2 separate regions of the Homo sapiens genome follow, and region 2 is linked to region 1. A link is an interaction called in ENCODE POLR2A ChIA-PET data of the cell type or tissue named here. Cell type or tissue: PC-9. All regions are shown on one strand. Each heading gives the region's core, and the rest is flanking DNA. Links, peaks and the distances in the headings are about the cores only. Region 1 has its middle 36 kb from the start of IGF2BP2. Region 2 overlaps IGF2BP2 (insulin like growth factor 2 mRNA binding protein 2).

Evidence for each region. ChIA-PET counts read pairs that join two places held together with the same protein. Peaks named below come from ENCODE experiments on the same cell type or tissue, not always from the same donor. Only the 100,000 strongest peaks of a DNase experiment are listed, where the experiment ranks them.
Region 2: POLR2A ChIA-PET joins it to region 1 with 7 read pairs; 5 of 35 experiments call an interaction of 5 or more read pairs at or near these places.

Annotation. Positions count from the first base shown.
Region 1 is chr3:185,856,221-185,865,784 of GRCh38, forward strand. No RefSeq gene overlaps it. Among named protein-coding and RNA genes, the nearest start is that of IGF2BP2, 36 kb to the left of the region's middle. In PC-9, for the core only: no CTCF peak of the experiment used is centred there; a DNase peak (open chromatin) is centred at 2,491.
Region 2 is chr3:185,690,988-185,700,551 of GRCh38, forward strand. It overlaps IGF2BP2 (insulin like growth factor 2 mRNA binding protein 2), which reads right to left. Exons shown (of 16, transcript NM_006548.6): 3 at 7,312-7,360; 4 at 5,625-5,676; 5 at 1,712-1,775. Among named protein-coding and RNA genes, the nearest start is that of IGF2BP2-AS1, 17 kb to the right of the region's middle. In PC-9, for the core only: no CTCF peak of the experiment used is centred there; no DNase peak of the experiment used is centred there; H3K27ac peaks cover 648 bases.

The DNA of each region.
Region 1 (9,564 bases), core at 699-8,698:
ATTTTAGAATAAACAAAAGCAGGCAGATTCTGGAGAGGAGTCAACACTCAAGGAAAAAAAAAAAAAAAGGAACATCACAGGGTAAATTATCCATTTATAGAGCTTTTTTCCTGAAGTCAGACCATAGTCAGCACTGCATGTAGTGACTACAACAGACAAAACACTTGCTGAAAAACCACCAGACAAAATTCAGGGAATCCTCTGGTGCTGGTGAGGGGAAGGTAGAATCCCAGAAAGAAAAGACTCATATTGGAAGGGTAATAAATTTTGTATATAAAGTCTGTCCAAATTTCTGTTCGACCCCTGAACCACATAGGCATGAGACAGATGTGAGCTAAGAACAAGAGAATTTGAGCTGCCATCAAAGATATGGAGTTTACAGTTTAAGTTCAACTCAAATTAGTTCTCTGTTTTTAAATTACCCATGTTCTTTAGAGAATATAAAATAATTCAGAATCTCTACAAGATAGCATTGACAAGGTCTAGGATACAGTCTGAAGACTCAGGAAAATATGACATCAACAGAGACCAATGGTGAGAACACTCAAAACTTAAAATTAGTAGATAGGGATTTAACAGCTATTATAACTATGTTCAAAGAAGTAAAGGAAAATATGCTCACAATAAATGAAAAGATAGGGAACCTTAGGGGGTAAATAGGGACCATATCAAATAACCAAATAGAAATTTTAGAACTGAAATATACAATTTCTGAAATTAAAATCTCACTGGATGATTTTAACAGGAGAATATAGATGACAGAGGAACAACCCAGGAAGCTTGAAAAAATCCAATCTGAATAACAAATGAAAAATATTGAAAAAATAAACAGAGCCCCAGAGACTTGTGGGACAATATAAAATGTCCAATATATCTATTATCAAAGGAAAGACAGAATGAAGCAAAGAGAAAATTTTAGAAAACAGCCAATTTTTTTTTATTTAGTGAAAATTATAAATTTACAGATTAAAGAAAGTCAGTGAAATCCAAGCCAGAAACTCTAAAGAAAATTATGCTTAGAAGCAGCACAGTCAAAATTCTGAAAAAAGATAAAGGGAAAATCATGAAAACATTACATACAGGGGAACAATGATTTAAGTGACTAATTACTTTTAGTAGAAATTTTATGGAGACAGTAAAACAATATGTTTTAAATTCTGAAAAATAAATCATCAACCCAGAATTACATATTCAGCAAAAAATATATTTCAACAATAAAAGTGAAAGAATTACCTTTTCAGATTAAAAAAAAAAAAAGCTAAGGTAATTTGTTTATTAACAAGACTATACTATAAGAAACACTACACTTTGAGAGGCCGAGGCAGGCAGATCACGAAATCAGAAGTTCGAGACCAGCCTGACCAACATGGTGAAACCCTGTCTGTACTCAAAATACAAAAATTGCCTGGGTGTGGTGGCTCATGTCTGTAATCCCAGCTACTCAGGACCTGGGACAAGTTCACTTGAACCCGGGAGGTGGAGGTTGCAGTGAGCTGCGATCGCACCACTGCACTCTAGCCTGGGTGACACAGCGAGACTCTGTCTCAAAAAGAAAAAGAAACACTAAAGGGGCCCATCCCAGTAATCTCAACACTTTGGGAGGCTGAGGCAGGTGGATTGCTTGAACCCAGGAGTTCGAGACCAGCCTGGGCAAAATGGTGAAACCTCATCTCTACAAAAAAATACAAAAAATTAGTCAGGTGTGGTGGCATGCTCCTCATGTAGTCCCAGTTACTTAGGAAGCTGAGGTGGGAGAATCACTCCAGCCCAGGAAGTTGAGGCTGCAGTGAGCCATGATCATGCCACTGCAGTCCAGCCTGGGTGGCAGAGTGAGAATCTGTCTTTTTTTTTTTTTTGAAACAGGGTATCATTCTGTGGTCCAGGCTGGAGTTCAGTGGTGCAATCTCAGCTAGCTGCAACCTCCACCTCCCAGGTTCAAGTGAGTCTCCTGGCTCAGCCTCCTGGGTAGCTGGAATTATGGCACCCACCACCACACCTGGATAATTTTTTGTATTTTTTAGTAGAGACGGGGTTTCACCATGTTAGCCAGGCTGGTCTTGAACTCCTGGCCTCAAGTGACCCACCCACCTCAGCCTCCCAAAGTGCTGGGATTACAGGCATGAGCCACAACACCCAGCCTGAGTCTCTCTTAAAAAAAATACTAAAGGAAATTCTGCAGGCTGAAGGCAATTGATGCTAAAATGAAGATAATTTTCAGGAAGAAATGGAGAACATAAAAAATGGCAAATATGTGGGTAAATATAAAATACTTTTTCCTCTTAATTTATTTAAAAAGGACTGTTTAAAGTAAAAATTGTAAGAGGTCCTTGTAGGATTTCTAATGTATATGGAAGTAATATATATGACAAGTGTTGCATAAAGGAATGGTGGGGGTGGGCAGACTAATGAGGTTTCAAGGTTCTGCCATTTATTTATTTATTTAGACAGGACCTTGCTCTGTTGCCCAGGCTGGAATGCAGTAATGCGATCTTATCTCACTTCAGCCTTGAACTCCTGGCCTCAAGCCATCCTCCTGCTCAGCCTCTTGATGAGCTGGGATTACAGGTGTGTCCCACCATGCTCAACTCTACCTTTTATATAACATGATACAATATATGGCCAGGTGCGGTAGCTCACGACTGTAATCCCGGCACTTTGGGAGGCCGAGGTGGGCAGATCACCTGAGGTCAGGAATTTGAGACCAGCCTGGCCAACATGGTGAAACCCCATCTCTACTAAAAATACAAAAATCAGCCGGGTGTGATGGTGTGCTCCTGTAGTCCCAGCTACTCAAGAGGTGGAGGCAGGAGAACCACTCCATCTGGGAGGCAGATTGCAGTGAGCTGAGATCACGCCACTGCACTCCAGCCTGGGTAACAGAGCAAGACTCTGTCTCAAAATAATAATAATAAAATAAAATGATACAATATAAATTCTAAATTAGGCTGTGAAAATTTAAACACGCATACTGTGATCCCTAGAACAAGCACTAAATGATGCAGGAAATATAGTGAAAAAGTCAATATATAAAATATTCAAATAATCCAAAAGATAGAAAAGGATGGAAAAAAACACCAAACTGAAGTAATTAACAGAAAGCAGTGGTTTTCCTTTGGCTCCAGGACAAAAATCCATGAGGCCTCCATGGCCTGACTTGGCCAACTTTGCCAGCCTCATCTCTCTAGTCCACTAAGCTTTCTTCATATTAAGCTTTCTCTTCTTCTCTCCACTATCTCCTGTCATCTCCTGCCAGAGAAACTTTCCAGAGTCCTTTCACCTGTCTAATTCCTTCCTCATTCTCCAGGTCTTAACTTAGGTGACACTTTCTTCAGGACGCCTTCCTGGGCCAGCTTCTTCCTCCTGTGTGGTGTATTGCACCCCAAACATCCTCCTTTACTTCACTCATCTGACCACTCTGAAATTTCTGGTTCAGTGCCTCTGTTTCCCTAGACTGAGCTTTAGGAAGGCAGGGATATGGCCTATTTTGCTGAGCATTCTATGCTGTGGCTTGGCATAGAGCTCAGCACATAGTAAATACTCAGTAAACATTTGTCAAGTGGCTAAAAAGTGACTAAGTGAATGAGTAGAGAAGGAAGATATTGATTAGTCCACCTCGGGAAGAATCCCTATACTGGAATGTTGAAAGTTGCCACAAAATATAGTAGTGAGAGAAGCTGAAGGAAGTGAGGAAAACCTGTCATAAAAGTGGCTAAGGGGGCCGGGCAAGGTGGCTCACGCCTGTAATCCCAGCACTTTGGGAGGCCAAGGTGGGTGTATCACCTGAGGTCAGGAGTTCAAGACCATCCTGGCCAACATGCTAAAACCCCATCTCTACTAAAAATTCAAAAATTAGCCAGGCATGGTGGTGGTGGATGCCTGTAATCCCAGCTACTCAAGAGGCTAAGGCAGGAGAATCATTTTAACCTAGGAGGTGGAGGTTGCAGTGAGCCGAGATCATGCCACTGTACTCCAGCCTGAGTGACGGAGCAAAACTCCATTAAAAAAAACAAAAAAAAAAACAAAAAAACAAAACAAAAAATACACACCTACAACCAACTAATCTTGGACAAAGTCAACAAAAATAAGCAATGGAGAAAGGACTCCTTATTCAATAAATAGTGCTGAGAAAACTGGCTGAGCATATGCAGAAGAGTAAAATTGGACTTTTTCCTCTTACCATATACAAAAATTAATTCAAGATGGGTTAAAGATTTAAATGTGAGACCTCAAACTATAAAAATCCTAGAAGAAAACCTAGAAAATACCCTTTTGGACATTGGCCTAAGCAAATAATTTAAGGCTAAGTCCTCAAAAGCAATTGCAATAAAAATAAAAATTGACAAGTGGGATCTAATTAAACTAATGAGATTCTGCACAGCAAAAAACCCATCAACAGAGTAAAACAGACAACCTACAAAATGGGAGGGAATATTTGCTAACTATGCATTCAACAAAAGTCTGATATGCAGAATCTATAAGGAACTTAACAAGCAAAAAAAAAAAAAAAAACTCATTAAAAAGTGGGCAAATGGCCAGGTGTGGTGGCTCATGCCTGTAATCCCAGCACTTTGGGAGGTCGAGGTGGGCAGATCACTTGAGGTCAGGAGTTCAAGACCAGCCTGACCAACATGGTGAAACCCCATCCCTACTAAAAATACAAAAAATAGCCAGGTATGATGATGGGCGCCTGTAATCTCAGCTACTTTGGAGGCTGAGACAGGAGAATCATTTGAACCCAGGAGGTGGAGGTTGCAGTGAGCCGAGATCATGCCACTGCCCTCCAGCTTGGGTGACAGATCGAGACTTTGTCTCAAAAAATAAAAAATAAATTAAAAAGTGGGCAAAGGACATGAACAGACACTCAAAAGGAGGCATACAGCCCGGGCATGGTGGCCCACACTGGTAATTTTGGCACTCTGAGAGACCATGGCAGGAGGATTGCTTGAGCTCAGGAGTTGGAGACCAGCCTGGGCAACGTGGCAAAACCCTGTAAAAATACAAATAATTAGCTAGTGGTTGTGGCACACCCCTGTAGTCCCAGCTACTAGGTAGGCTGAGATGAGAGAATCACCTGAGCAACAACAACTACAACAAAAAGAAGACATACAAGTGGACAACAAACATATTTAAAAATGTTCAGGCCAGGCATGGTGGCTCACACCTGTAATCTCAGAGCTTTGGGAGGCCAAGGCTGGAGGATCATTTGAGGTTAGGAGTTTGAGACCAGCCTGACCAATATGGTGAAATCCCATCTCTACTAAAATACAAAAATTAACCGGATGAGGTGGCAGGTACCTGTAATCTCAGCTACTCGGGAGGCTGAGGCAGGGGAACCACTTGAACCCAAGAGGCAGAGGTTGCAGTGAGCCAAGATCATGCCACTGCACTCCAGCATGGGCAGCAGAGCGAGACTCTCTCTCTCAAAAATAAAAACAAAAAATAAAAATGTTTAAAATCACTAATAATCAGAGAAACACAAATCAAAATCACAACAAGATACCATCTCACACCAGTCAGAAGGGCTATTATTAAAAAGTCAGAAAACAACAGATGTTGGTGAGGCTGCAGAGAAAAGGGAATGCTTATACATTGTTGTTGGGAATGTAAATTAATTCAGCCACTGCGGAAAACAGTTTGGAGATTTTCAAAGAACTAAAACAGAACTACCATTTAACCCAGCAATTCCATTACTGGGTATATACACAAAGGAAAATAAATCGTCCAGGCTGGGCGTGGTGGCTCATGCCTGTAATCCCAGCACTTTGGGAGGCCAAGGTGGGCAGATCACCTGAGGTCAGGAATTTGAGACCAGCCTGGCCAACATGGTGAAACCCTGTCTCTACTAAAAATATAAAATTAGCCGGGCTCGGTGGTGGGCACCTGCAGTCCCAGCTACTTGGGAGGCTGAGGCAGGAGAATCCCTTGAACCCAGGAGACAGAGGTTGCAGTGAGCCGAGATCACACCATTGCACTCCAGCCTGGGCAAAAAGAGCAAAACTCCATCTCAACAAATAAGTAAATAAATCGTCCTATGAAAAAACACATGCACTTGTATGTTTATTGCAGCATGTTCACTATAGCAGAGACATGGAATCAACCTAGGTGCCCATCAACAGTGGATTGGATTTATTTTTATTTATTTTTTTTTTTTTTGAGATGGAGTTTTGCTCTTGTAGCCCAGTCTGGAGTGCAGTGGCGCGATCTCGGCTCACTGCAACCTCTGCCTCCTGGGTTCAAGCGATTCTTCTGCCTCAGCCTCCTAAGTAGCTGGGATTACAGACACATGCCACCGTGCCCTGCTAATTTTTGTATTTTTAGTAAGGATGGGGTTTCACCATGTTGGCCAGGCTGGTCTCGAACTCCTAACCTCAGGTGATCCACCTGCCTCGGCCTCCCAAAGTGCTGGGATTACAGGCTTGAGTCAACATGCCTGGGCCCAGTGGATTGGATTTTTTTTTAAATGTGGTACATACACACCATGGAATACTATGCAGCCATAAAATAGAATGAAATCATGTCCTTTGCAGCAACATGGATGCAGGTGGAGGCCATTATCCTAAGCAAATTAACAAAGAGAAAACCAAATATCACATTTTCTCGCTTATAAGTGGGAGCTAAACCTTAAGTACACACAGACATAAAGATGGAAACAATAGGTACTGGGGACTCCAAAAGCAGGGAGGGAAGAAGGGAGATAATGGCTGAAAAACTTGCTTTTGGGTACTATTGGGCACCATGTTCACCATCTGGGTAACAGGGGCAATAGAAGCCCAAACCTTAGCATGATGCAATATACCCTTGTAGCAAACCAGCACGTGTACCTTCTTAATTTAAAATAAAAAATAAGAATCTAACGCAAAGTTCTGAGTTAAAGTATCTGTCGATTTGAAAATGCTTACCTAGCTAAAATCTTTTCAAGATTGAGGATAAAATGTGAACAAATTTATACAAGTAATATAAACTAAGTTTACTTCAATTATTTACATCTTTAAGAAATCTAGTAATATTTTAAATAAAATGCGGTTTCATATTTTTATAAAACACATATTATATACCTTAAATATGTACAATTTTTATTTATAAATTATACCTCAATAAAACTAGGGGAAAAGAGCCTTAATAAAAAAAGAAAAGAATGCCAAGGTATATCATTGAATGGAAAAGCATAGAACAGTGTGGAAACTATGCTGCCATTTGTGTGATATATGGGCACAGTCTGCTTGAAAGACATACAAGAAAATGTGTAACAGTGGGTTTCATGGTGGCAGGAACATCTTTTTAATTGATATAATATTCAAGTACTGCTCATTTAAAATAAAGAAAATTGGCCAGGCGCGGTGGCTCACACTTGTAATCCTAGCACTTTGGGAGGCCAAGGCAGGCAGATCACTTGATGTCTGGAGTTCGAGGCTAGCCTGGCCAACGTGGTAAAACCCCCATCTCTACTAAAAATACAAAAATTAGCTGGGCGTGGTGATGGGTGCCTGTAATCCCAGCTACTCGGGAGGCTGAGGCAGGAGAATTGCTTGAACCCAGGAAGTGGAGGTTGCAGTGAGCCAAGATTGCACGATGGCCCTCCAGGCTGGGAGACAGAGTGAGACTCCGTCTCAAAAAAATAAAATAAAATAAAGAAAATTAAAGACAAAAAGAATAAGTTATAGACATAAAGACCTGGCCAGGTGTGGTGGCTCACACTTGTAGTCCCAGAAGTTTGGGAGGCCGAGGCAGGTGGATCACTTGAGGTCAGGAGTTCGAGAACAGCTTGGCCAACATGGTGAAACCCCATCTCTACTAAAAATACAAAAATTAGCAAGACATGGTAGCACACCCCTATAGTCCCAGCTACTCAGGTGGCTGAGGCAAGAGAATCACTTGAACCTGGGAAGTAGAGGTTGCAGTGAGCTGAGATCACTGCACTCCAGCCTAAGCAACAGAGAGAGACTCCATCCCAAAAAATAAATAGGCCAGGTGCAGTGGCTCATGCCTATAATCTCAGTATTTTGGGAGGCCGAGGCGGGTGGATCACCTGAGGTCAGTAGTTCAAGACCAGCCTGGTCAACACGGTGAAATCCTGTCTCTACTAAAAATACAAAAAATTAGCTGGGCATAGTGGTGCGTGCTTGTAATCCCAGCTACTCGGGAAGCTGAGGCAGAAGAATCGCTTGAACCCGGGAGTCGGAGGTTGTGGTGAGCCAAGATTGTGCCACTGCACTCCAGTGTGGGCAACAGAGCGAGACTTTGCCTCAAAAATAAATAAATAAATAAATAAATAAATACAGACGTTATGTGCACCAGCATAGACAACAAAGTGAGACCCCATCTGTATAAAATATTTAAAAATTAGCCATGTGCAGCCGGGCGCAATGGCTCACACCTGTAATTCCAGCACTTTGGGAGGCTGAGGCGGGCAGATAACAAGGTCAGGAGTTCGAGACCAGCCTGGCCAACATGGTGAAACCCTGTCTGTACTAAAATACAAAAACTAGCCAGGCATGGTGGTGCATGCCTGTAGTCCCAGCTGCTCAGGAAGCTGAGGCAGAAGAATCGCTTAAACCCGGGAGGCTGAGGTTGCAGTGAGCCGAGATTGCACCACTGTACCCCAGCCTGGGGGACAGAGCAAGACTCTGTCTCAAAAAAAAAAAGAAAAAAAAAATTAGCCAGGTGCAGTGGTGCTCACCTGTAGTTCCAGCTACTGAGGAGGCTGAGACGGCAGGATCACTTGAGGCCAGGAGTTCAAGGTTGTAGTGAGCTATGATGCTATGATTGCCCCACTGCATTCCAGCCTGGGCAACAGACCAAGACCCTGTCTCATAAAAAAAAAAAAACAAAAAACAAACTTTATGTGCAGTTCTAGCCATAATTGGAAAAAACTGTAAAAAACAACCTACCTGTCTATAATAGGGTTCTCAAGAGAAACAAACAGGAAATCAGAATATATATGCATATATACATATATATTCTCTATATATACATATATAGATATATATAGAGAGAGGGAGAGAGAGATTTAATAAAAGGAATTGGGTCACATGATTATGGAGGCTGACAATTTCTAAGACCTGCTGTGGGTTAGCAAGCTGGAGACCCAGGAGAGCTGATGATGTAGTTTGAATTTGAAAGCTGGCAGACTCAAGACCCAGGAAGAGCTCGTGTCTTGGTTTGAGCCAGAAGGCAGGAAAATGCCAGTGTTCCAGTTGGAAGGCAGTCAGGCAGGAGAGATTCTGTCTTACTCAGGGGAGGGTTAGGCTATTTGTTCTCTTCAGGCCTCCAATTGATTGGATGAGGCCCACCCCTCTTAGGGAGGGCAATCTGCTTTACTTGGTCTACTGGTTTAAATGTTAATTGCATCCAGAAGCACCCAGAATGATGTTTGACCAAATCTCTGGTCATCTTGTGGCCTACTCAAGCTGACATATAAAATTAAACATTGCAATGTCCTACAATAGGACAACAGGATATAATGCAGCCATTAAAATGTTAATTTTGAAGGCTAAGAAAAATAAGCATGGTAAGGAGCTGAGTAGAAAAATAAACCACAGAATACCAGATTATGCCTACAATTGC
Region 2 (9,564 bases), core at 921-8,920, 170 kb before region 1:
TCCACCCAAGCAGCAGCTAGATAAGGGCTGTGGAGTTGAGTTGTTGGTGTATCTCCACTTACAAATGTGTACAAGGTAAAGTTAACACTAAATGAACTATTACCTTTTTCTTTTTTTTTATTTTTTTCGAGACAGAGTTTCGCCCTTATTGACCAGGCTGGAGTGCAATGGCGCGATCTCAGCTCACTGCAACCTCTGCCTCCCAAGTTCAAGTGATTCTCTTGCCTCAGCCTCCCGAGTAGCTGGGATTACAGGCATGCGCCACCACGCCTGGCTAATTTTGTATTTTTAGTAGAGATGGGGTTTCTCCATGTTGGTCAGGCTGGTCTCGATCTCCCAGCCTCAGGTGATCTGCCCACCTCGGCCTCCCAAAGGGCTGGGATTACAGGCATGAGCCACCACGCCTGGCCTGAACCATTATCTTTTTCAATGCAAAATTAACATTTTGAAAACTAGCAGTATGAAAATGGGTTAAATATCTTTGTATGTTGAAAAAGAACACTATAATCCTGGGATATATAGCCAAGGTTATGCCACACCCATAAAGCAAGACCAAATGTGACCATAATTCTAGTTATAATGACCTGACAGGCACTTTAAGGACCTCCTACAAAAAAGGAACTTGTTTTTGTTGTTCTTTTAAAGATGGGGGTCTCATTATTTTGCCCAGGCTGGTCTCAAACTCCTGGCTTCAAGTAATCCTCACCCTCCCAAGTAGCTGGGATTATAAGCATGTGCCACCACATCCGGCTGTTGTTGTTTTGAGAGGCAGGGTCTTGCTCTGTTGCCCAGGCTGGATGGTAGTGGTGCAATCACAGCTTACTGCAGCCTTACCATCCTGGGCTCAAGTGATCCTCCTGCCTCAGCCTCCCAAGTAGCTGGAACTACAGGTGCAAGCCACCATTCCCAGCTAATTTTTAAATTGTTTTTTTGTAGAGACTGGGTCTCCCTATGTTGTCCAGGTTGGTCTCAAACTCCTGGGCTCAAGCAATCCTCCGGCCTTGCCCAAAATGCTGGGATTACAGGCATGAGCCACCATGCCTGGCCTCATTGTTTTTTAAGAGACTTGATCTCATGTCCATTAACAGCTAAGCTCAAAATTAACCATCCCTGAAGTAATGAATGGGCACTGGAAAGAGGATGGGGATTGGAGAAAAGAACCCAAACCAGGTGCTATTGAGTAACCACTCTCAGACAATTCTCTCGGCTGCTGCTCTCACTGAGGTGGATTCCCTCCTAATGTTACACACACAAAATTGATGTTTTGGTATAGGCTTGTGCTGCCTCTTCACAGTGCATGGAGGAAGCTCTAGGTAAAAGTGGTCCCAAGTGTTTGGCAAAGCAGAGTCTAGGAGACACAGTGTCACAGGTATGGTGCCCTCTATTCCCGATCATGTCAAGACACAGCTCCCATCTTGGTTTTGATGCCAAGGCTCAACATTTTTCAAGTCTCTACACAATCCACAAATATCCCGGTGTGAATGTCCTGGAGCTCCACTGACATGTCAAAGATGGCAGGAACACCCTGGAGCTCTACCAATATGTCAAAGGTGGCTCAGATGCCGTGGAGCTCCATGGGTATGTCAAAGGTGGCACATATCCAGCTCAAAGATCTGCATCTTTTTAGAAAACATTTAAAAACACAGAACTCAATGGAATTCAAATATAAAAACAAATAAATTTAAACAGAAATAAGCCCAAATCTGCTTACATTTTTGCTTCTTCTCTTGTTGCATATGTGACGTTGACAACGGCGGTTTCTGTGTCTGTGTTGACTAGGGAAAAGGCAAAAACTACACTGTCATAGGAAAAAGTGCTGTCACCCTCTGGCTTAATGTAAACAGACAAACTTTAGAGAAAAATGCATAAAACCCTCATCACACTGGCTCCACAGTTATCTGCATCTCTACGTTTATTCATCTGAGTTCACAGTAATTTGTAATCAATTGTATATAACACGTTTGTAATCAATCGTATGAACAACTCAGAACTATATTTTCCACATATTTTATAAACACTTTTATATGAGTATTTTGTATCAGTACATTTTCTTTGTATTTTTCATTTTTAATGTCTATATAAAATTGCAGTGAGTCAAATGTACCATGACTTGCCTAACCATTCCCCAATTGTTGGTAAGTAGGCTGTTCCCACTATTTGCTAGTCTAAATAGTGTTGCTAAAAATCACCTTTGTTGCAAACATCACTGGATTGTGTGTTCTTCTGAATTACTTCTTTAGGCTAAAATCACAGAAGAAAAGTAATGCAGTAAAAGAACATGATGCTTTTTAATGCATATTTTCAGACTGGTCTCCTAGAAGTTTGTATCAATTTATTACATCACTATCAAGGTATGAGTTTTAATTATAATTTGCATTAATTCTTAAATAATTGGATATACATATAAAACAATAAGAAAATATTTTAATTTAAATTATTCATTCACTGACAAGGTTGAACCATCACTATTTTTGTTTCCCTTTGACTGAACTCTTTGACTGTGTGGGTTAAATCTAATAAATAAAACTGACAATTCTAATTACTTGGCTAAAAGAGAAAGTATAAACTCTATGATTGGCTAATAAGGGATTACTCTTGTGAGTTGTCTTGTCTTAGATCATAATTTCTTGCCTCTTCTTCTATAGTTAGAAATTAAAAATAAATTCAAATGCCAGAGAAAACTTTCTCAATCCAAGCCAGTAAACTTAAACACCAAAAATATATGTTTCCCAAAACAAAGGTGACTAGATCAATTCTTCCCTTTAAAAGATTTAAGCTGTTGGGAGTTTGGAGTTAACAACAACATTAAGTTAAAGATAATTCAAGAAAATTATGATAAACCTGCTGTCCAAAGTAATAATAAAACTCTATAATATACGATTCTTTACACTGGACCCATGCTTGAGCTTCAAGAATTCTATAAACCCCTCCAAAATGATTCAAACTTGTAGAAATGTGAATTTTTCTTGTTATTTTACAAGATTTGCAAAGGGACCTGAGACCCCGAAAAGCTTAAGGACTACTGTTAAAAATACTGTTTGTTAAATAACTTTAAAGCAGCTGCAGCCTTTATGGGTTGCAGGGAGTTGTATGTAATGCTCAGAAAGAGCTGCCACTGAGAATTACATGTAATAAACCCGAGCCCAGCTCTGGCCTTGGCCTGGAGTGTTCATAGCACGCTTTAATTCACACTTAACCCACAGAAGTCCTCACAGTGCAAAACAGGGGAGGTGTAGCACATTACTGTCCTCTCTCAGTGCTGACACAGAGAATGCTAAAAAGGTTTCATATTTGCTGCTTTCTAGTGCTACAGATAAGGCTGTAGACTCCCAGAAAGGGCTGGGTTTGAACCTCCTGAATAAAGCTATCCATTAGGATTCTCAGATTCTGTGCTCACTTCTTAGTCATATGCTCTGTTCTTCAAAGATGTTAGTCTTCAGGAAATCAGGCAGTTCTTTGATTCTGTGACGAGCTAAGCTCCATTCAAATAATTTATTTCACTGGGCATGAAAGTTCTATAAAGTTGCCTAAAACTCTACTGAAAATATTTTCCTGCTGAATCAGGAATCACTCATGTAACAGGACAAAACAATAGCCCAACAGTTCTATCCTGTTGTTGTTAGGCAGCTGGAAACTGGGGGGTCTCCAGCACACAGCTGCCCTAGGACCTATAAACTGCCCCAGGGACCTGGAATATATTTTTCTTGCGTAGCATTGTCCTCAGTTTATAATATAATCTTAACTAGTAACTTTTACAGGTTCATGTCTGCAAGACCATCTTGCCTACAACACCCAATCATTAGAATGTCTTCTTTTCTGCCGGGCACGGTGGCTCACACCTGTGATCCCAGCACTCTGGGAGGCCAAGGTGGGTGGATCACTTGAGGCCGGGAGTTTGATGCCAGCCTGGCCAACACGGTGAAACCCTGTCTCTACTAAAACTACAAAAATTAGCCAGGCATGGTGGCGCTCACCTATAATCCCAGCTACTAGGGAGGCTGAGGCACAAGAATTGCTTGAACCCGGGAGGTGGAGGTTGCAGGGAGTAGAGATCATGCTCCTGCACTCCAGCCTGGGCGACAGAGTGAGACTCCGCCTCAAAAAAAAAAGCAGGGGGAGTCTTCTTTCCATGTCGAAGGAAATAAGAACTAAGAAATAGAATCCTTATAAATCATGTCTTCTTTCTGAGCTCTTTCCCTTCACCTTTGGGCATGGGCAGGCAGCAGCATAAACTGAATAATATCTGAATAATTACTGCTTTAAAACTATTAATTAAACTAGCAGAATAGATCATATACAAGAAAATGGGTTGTTTGCAATTTTTCCTAAGTGAACTTGAACAATCCCTTCAGCTTACGTATGACTCTGCTGTCTACAAATGCCTTATACAGGTTCTCTTTGGGTAACACAACTATCCAGTGACAGAGGAAGGGTAGAAATTTCTCTCTCAATTTGACACTTGTGCATACTGAGTCAGTGAGGTTATTTGACTTTTTCAAGGGTTCGCAGTCAGTAAATGACTGAATTTACATTCTGTTTTCTAGGTCAAGGCAAAAATAATCTTTATCATGTATTATTGCCTGTCACATCAGGAGTTTGGAATCTACTTTTCTGGGACTCTTAAAGAGCTAGATAAGATATCAGCTTTAGGTACCACTGTTTTCCTTTTAAAAATCATAGTATTTCATGCTTTAGAAGATAAAAAAGAGGTTGGCAGGAAGAAAAGTATCTTCTGGGCATTTGCAGCACTGCTCCTGAGACAGGTGTTCTCAAACTTGAGTGTACACAAAAATCACTTCAGGGTTTTTGTTTGTTTGTTTTGAGACAAAGTCTCACTCTGTCACCCAGGCTGGAGTTCAGTGGTGTAATCTCGGTTCACTGCAACCACCTCCCAGGCTCAAGCGATTCTCGTGCCTCAGCCTTCCAAGTAGCTGGGATTACAGGCATGCGTCACCATACCTGGCTAATTTTGTATTTTTAGTAGAGATGGGGTTTTGCCATGTTGGCCAGGCTGGTCTTGAACTCCTGGCCTCATGTGATCTGCCCACCTGGGCGTCACAAAGTGCTGGGATTACAGGTATGAGCCACCACACCTGGCCTCGGGTGCTTTTTTAAATATAGATTCACGAGCTCTTCCCTGCAAGACTCTTACTCAGCAGGTCTACAGTAAGCCCTAGGAGTCTGCAATTCACAAGCACTTCAAGGGATTATTGGTATAGGAGTCCTATTCATTGGGTAACACTCAGTCCAAGACATTAGGGATCTGTTTTTCTTATCCAGGGAAAGGAAAGTAGCAACCGTGTAAATCCAATTACTCCTAAGTGAATTAAGCTTACCCTAGCCTGACAGCGTTTGTCAGTGCTTGAGCACACTGCACAGTATATGAGAAACAGCTTGTAAATAATATTCCTCGAAAAGGCAAACTACATAGACATACATAGAAAGAGACAGATATCTCTCACATCTATGTAAGATACATCTTACATAGATGTAAATACATATACTCTAGGAAGCTTATTTCAAAGAAATATGAACTTACTATTTCTCCCTGGAGTTGACCTAACCTATAAGAAATAACAGATAATATCTCTCTCCAAAACCCAAAAGGCTTCCTCACTTATTACCTTGTTCCACATTCTCCACTGTCCCATATTGAGCCAAAAGTCCATCCAACACCTAAAAGAGAAAGCTTCCATGTCAGAATGGGAAGGCAAGATCATATGTACAAAAAATACTACAGTGATATACCCCAGCAAACAAATTAAAGGAAAAAAAAGATGGTTATAGGAATAATCTAATTAAATTGATATCTCAGGTCTTCCATAAAAACAGTTAGAACTGAACAAATATATGGGACCTACATTGGCTTATTGGCTCCCAATTAATCTGTTCACTAAGGTTACACAGCAGAATTTCAGACTCTTAGTAACTGTTAACAATCACATTCGTCATGATGGTTGGAACACACTACTCTTACAATGAGAAGCAGAATAAAGTACAAGACTCACTCCACTTTCTTGAAATATTTAACAATTCTTTTACAAGGATCTCTTCATTTTACAAGGTAATAGGATGTGTATGTTTGAAATGTTCCATAATAATCAGGTTTTTTGTTTTGTTTTGTTTTGTTTGAGATGGAGTCTCCCTCTGTCACCCATGCTGGAGTGCAGTGGCACCATCTCGGCTCACAGCAACCTCCATCTCCTGGGTTCCAGTGCAGCCACTCTCCTGCCTCAGCCTCCCGAGTAGCTGGGACTACAGATGCCTGTCACCATGCCTGGCTAATTTTTGTATTTTTAGTAGAGACGTGGTTTCACCATGTTGGTCATGCTGGTCTCAAACTCCTGACCTCAAGTGATCCTCCTGCCTTGGCCTCCGAAGTGCTGGGATTTACAGGCGTGAGCCATCACGCCCAGGCAATAATCGTGTGTTTTTTTTTTTTAAAGTAATAAAAACATTAGATAAAACATTGTTTCCTTTAAGGCACGGTGTTTTCTTTGGGTGGGGAATAAAATATGAGGCAGTTTGTTTTTAAATCACAATAAGGCCACTCCTCATATTCTTACTTTATTTTAAGGTAGAAATCTTATAAGCTTTACAACTCTGAAAACATACCTTAACTGTCACAGCAACTAATTCAAAACAAACAAAAAATTCTGCTAAAACCAACAAAGACCTTTCTACTTTTGTTGCCTTTTCATTCACTTTTTTTTCCAAATTATAATCTGGAAAGATAAAAATCTTTTTAAAAATCATGAGATACAAGGCAGGTGGATTGCTTGAACCTAAGAGTTCGAGGCCAGCCTGGACAACATAGCAAAACCTCATCTCTAAAAAAATACAAAAATTAGCCGGGCATGGTGGCATGCATCGAGTCCCAGCTACTCAGGAGGCTGGGGTGGGAAGATGAGGTAGGAAGATCCCTGGACCCGGCTGCAGTGAGCCATGATTGGGCCACTGCACTCCAGCCTGGGTGACAAAGTGAGACACTGTCTCAAACATACAAACCAACAAACCATGAGATACAAATCACAACCAGGTATATATTTTGTTTCTTGGCTTATTTGCTGGTGCTTGGTAGCATGGTACTTGAAAAGACAGAACATGAGGGATCAAAGTACACATTCTATGAAAGAAACAAATACGACCCCAAACTCATTACAGATCACATACATTAGGGTACTGAAAAGAAAGAGGCAGGACCCAGAAGCTTTGTGGGAAACACTGAGGCCCTCTAATTCCTAAATGTAAAATGGAACTAAAGAAGGGAGAAATGTCTCATCAACCCATTAAAAATTGACACTGGCTTACCTCCCACTGCAGGTGAGGAGGGATGTTTCGAATCTGAATTTTCCTGCTCCTGTAAAGATAAAACCACAGACTATAACACTTTCTCCAGGACACAAACTACAGCAAATAATAAAAACCGGCTTAAACCCGTCATTTGAATTTGTTTTCTCACTGTGTTCACCATGGCATCAACAAAAAATTCCTACTGTGAATCATGAGCATAGTTTTTTTGTTGTTTTTTTTCGAGCCAGAGTCTCGCTCTGTCGCCAAGGCTGGAGTATAGGTGGTGCGGTCTCGGCTCACTGCAACCTCTGCCTCCCAGGTTCAAGCGATTCTCCTGCCTCAGCCTCCCAAATAGCTGGGATTTTTAAGACAGAGTCCTGCTCTGTCATCCAGGCTGGAGTGCAGTGGCACGATCTTGGCTCACTGCAACCTCTGCCTCCCGGGTTCAAGCGATTCTCCTGCTTCAGCCTCCCGAATAGCTGGGATTACAGGTGCCCACCACCACACCTAATTTTTGTGGGTTTTTTGTTGTTGTTTGTTTGTTTGTTTTTTAAGAAGGGGTCTCACTCTGTCATCCAGGCTGGAGTGCAGTGGTGTGACCTTGGCGCACTGCAACCTCTGCCTCCCAGGCTCAAGTGATTCTCCTGCCTCAGCCTCCCAAGTAGCTGGGATTACAGGCATGTGCCACCACACTTGGCTAATTTTTGCATTTTTAGTAGAGATGGGAGTTCAACATGTTGGCCAGGCTGGTCTCGAACTCCTGACCTCAAGTGATCCGCCTGCCTCGGCCTCCCAAAGTTTTGGGATTACAGGCGTGAGCCACCACACTGGCCTCATGAGCATGTTTTAAGGTTTTCAATTACTTTGGAAAAAAACAAAAAACAAATGAAAAACCCAAGAAATCCCAACAAGCTAAAATAATAATAATAATAATAATTTAAATACAGACTCATCTTTTCAATTTCCTACCAAAGTAGTTAGAATTTAAGTCATCATACAGATTCTATTTATACAATTATCCCCTTCTTCCTCAAAATATATTGGCCTGCAACTGACCTGACCCCAAAGTGTACCTAGGCTCAAACAGGACAGGTGAGGTCATATAGTGGGCTTCAACAAGATCAGATTTAGTTGCCCCCTTACCTAACAAGGCAAAATGCCATTTAAAAATATTTTTATTTCTGAATAGGTACTACAGTCCTAATTCAAAAGTTAAAACACTATAAAAAGTTATACTGTGAAAAGTCTCACCACCCCCTCTTTCACCAGAAATACTTTCTACATGTTATTTGCGTATCCTTCAGATTCTTTATGCAAATAATAGCAAATGTGAATATATATTCATATTTTCACCCTTTTCTTAGAGAAGTATCTGCATATTCTACACATTCTCTGCATCTTGCTTTTTTCACCTGACAGTCATATTCTTGAGATCTTCCTCAAGGTAGAGTTAGAGAGCTTCCTCACTCTATTTCATAACTACATAGGTATCCTGAAGTATATTTAATCCATCCCCTACTAATGGACATTTGGGCCTTTTCATTCAGAGGCTTTCCCCAAGACATCCTGCTGGTCTGAAAGCTTTGAATGACTTAGATTGTTTCTTGTTTTTACTTAAGCAATTAAAATTAGACAGAAAAAAGAACAGTATAAGTTATGTAATTTTTTTTTATCTTTGAGAACATGCTGGATATCCTGGAAATAAAGCATTTAAATGTTAGAGACGTTGTTTTAATAGAAGAGCTTGACACTGAAATCCTATAAATACTCATTTTGGGGGGTTGCCAGAAAAGAGATGTGGTGTACCACCTTGCGGGGTCAGAGGTACTAAACAGTGGCTATACACAGTCACATGTTTCTCCAGGGCTTTAATCTGGGCAACAGCCCCAGAGAGAAATGTTACAACTCAAGCAGAAAGAGAAAAGGAGAGACACACACACAGAGGTACAGAGATGGAAACAAATGGGGAAATAATGAATTAAATGAGGGGCTCTAGTTTTCTCAGCTCCTTTTTATGAAATGTCACAGGGGCAACCCCACCATTCTAGCTCCCATATACTACTTCAGTCTTGTCTATCTTTTTTTAAATATTAATGTATTCGTGCCTTACTAGGGCTGCTTTAATGACTATACAGAATCACTAATTGTGTATCAGGACGGAAAAAGAATCAAGAACTAATTTCTACCTCTATGCTGTGAAGGCTAATTCCCGACATGGCCTTTGGCAATAGTTCAGAATAAAACTGCCAGCACCATCCCATACAGTGGCTA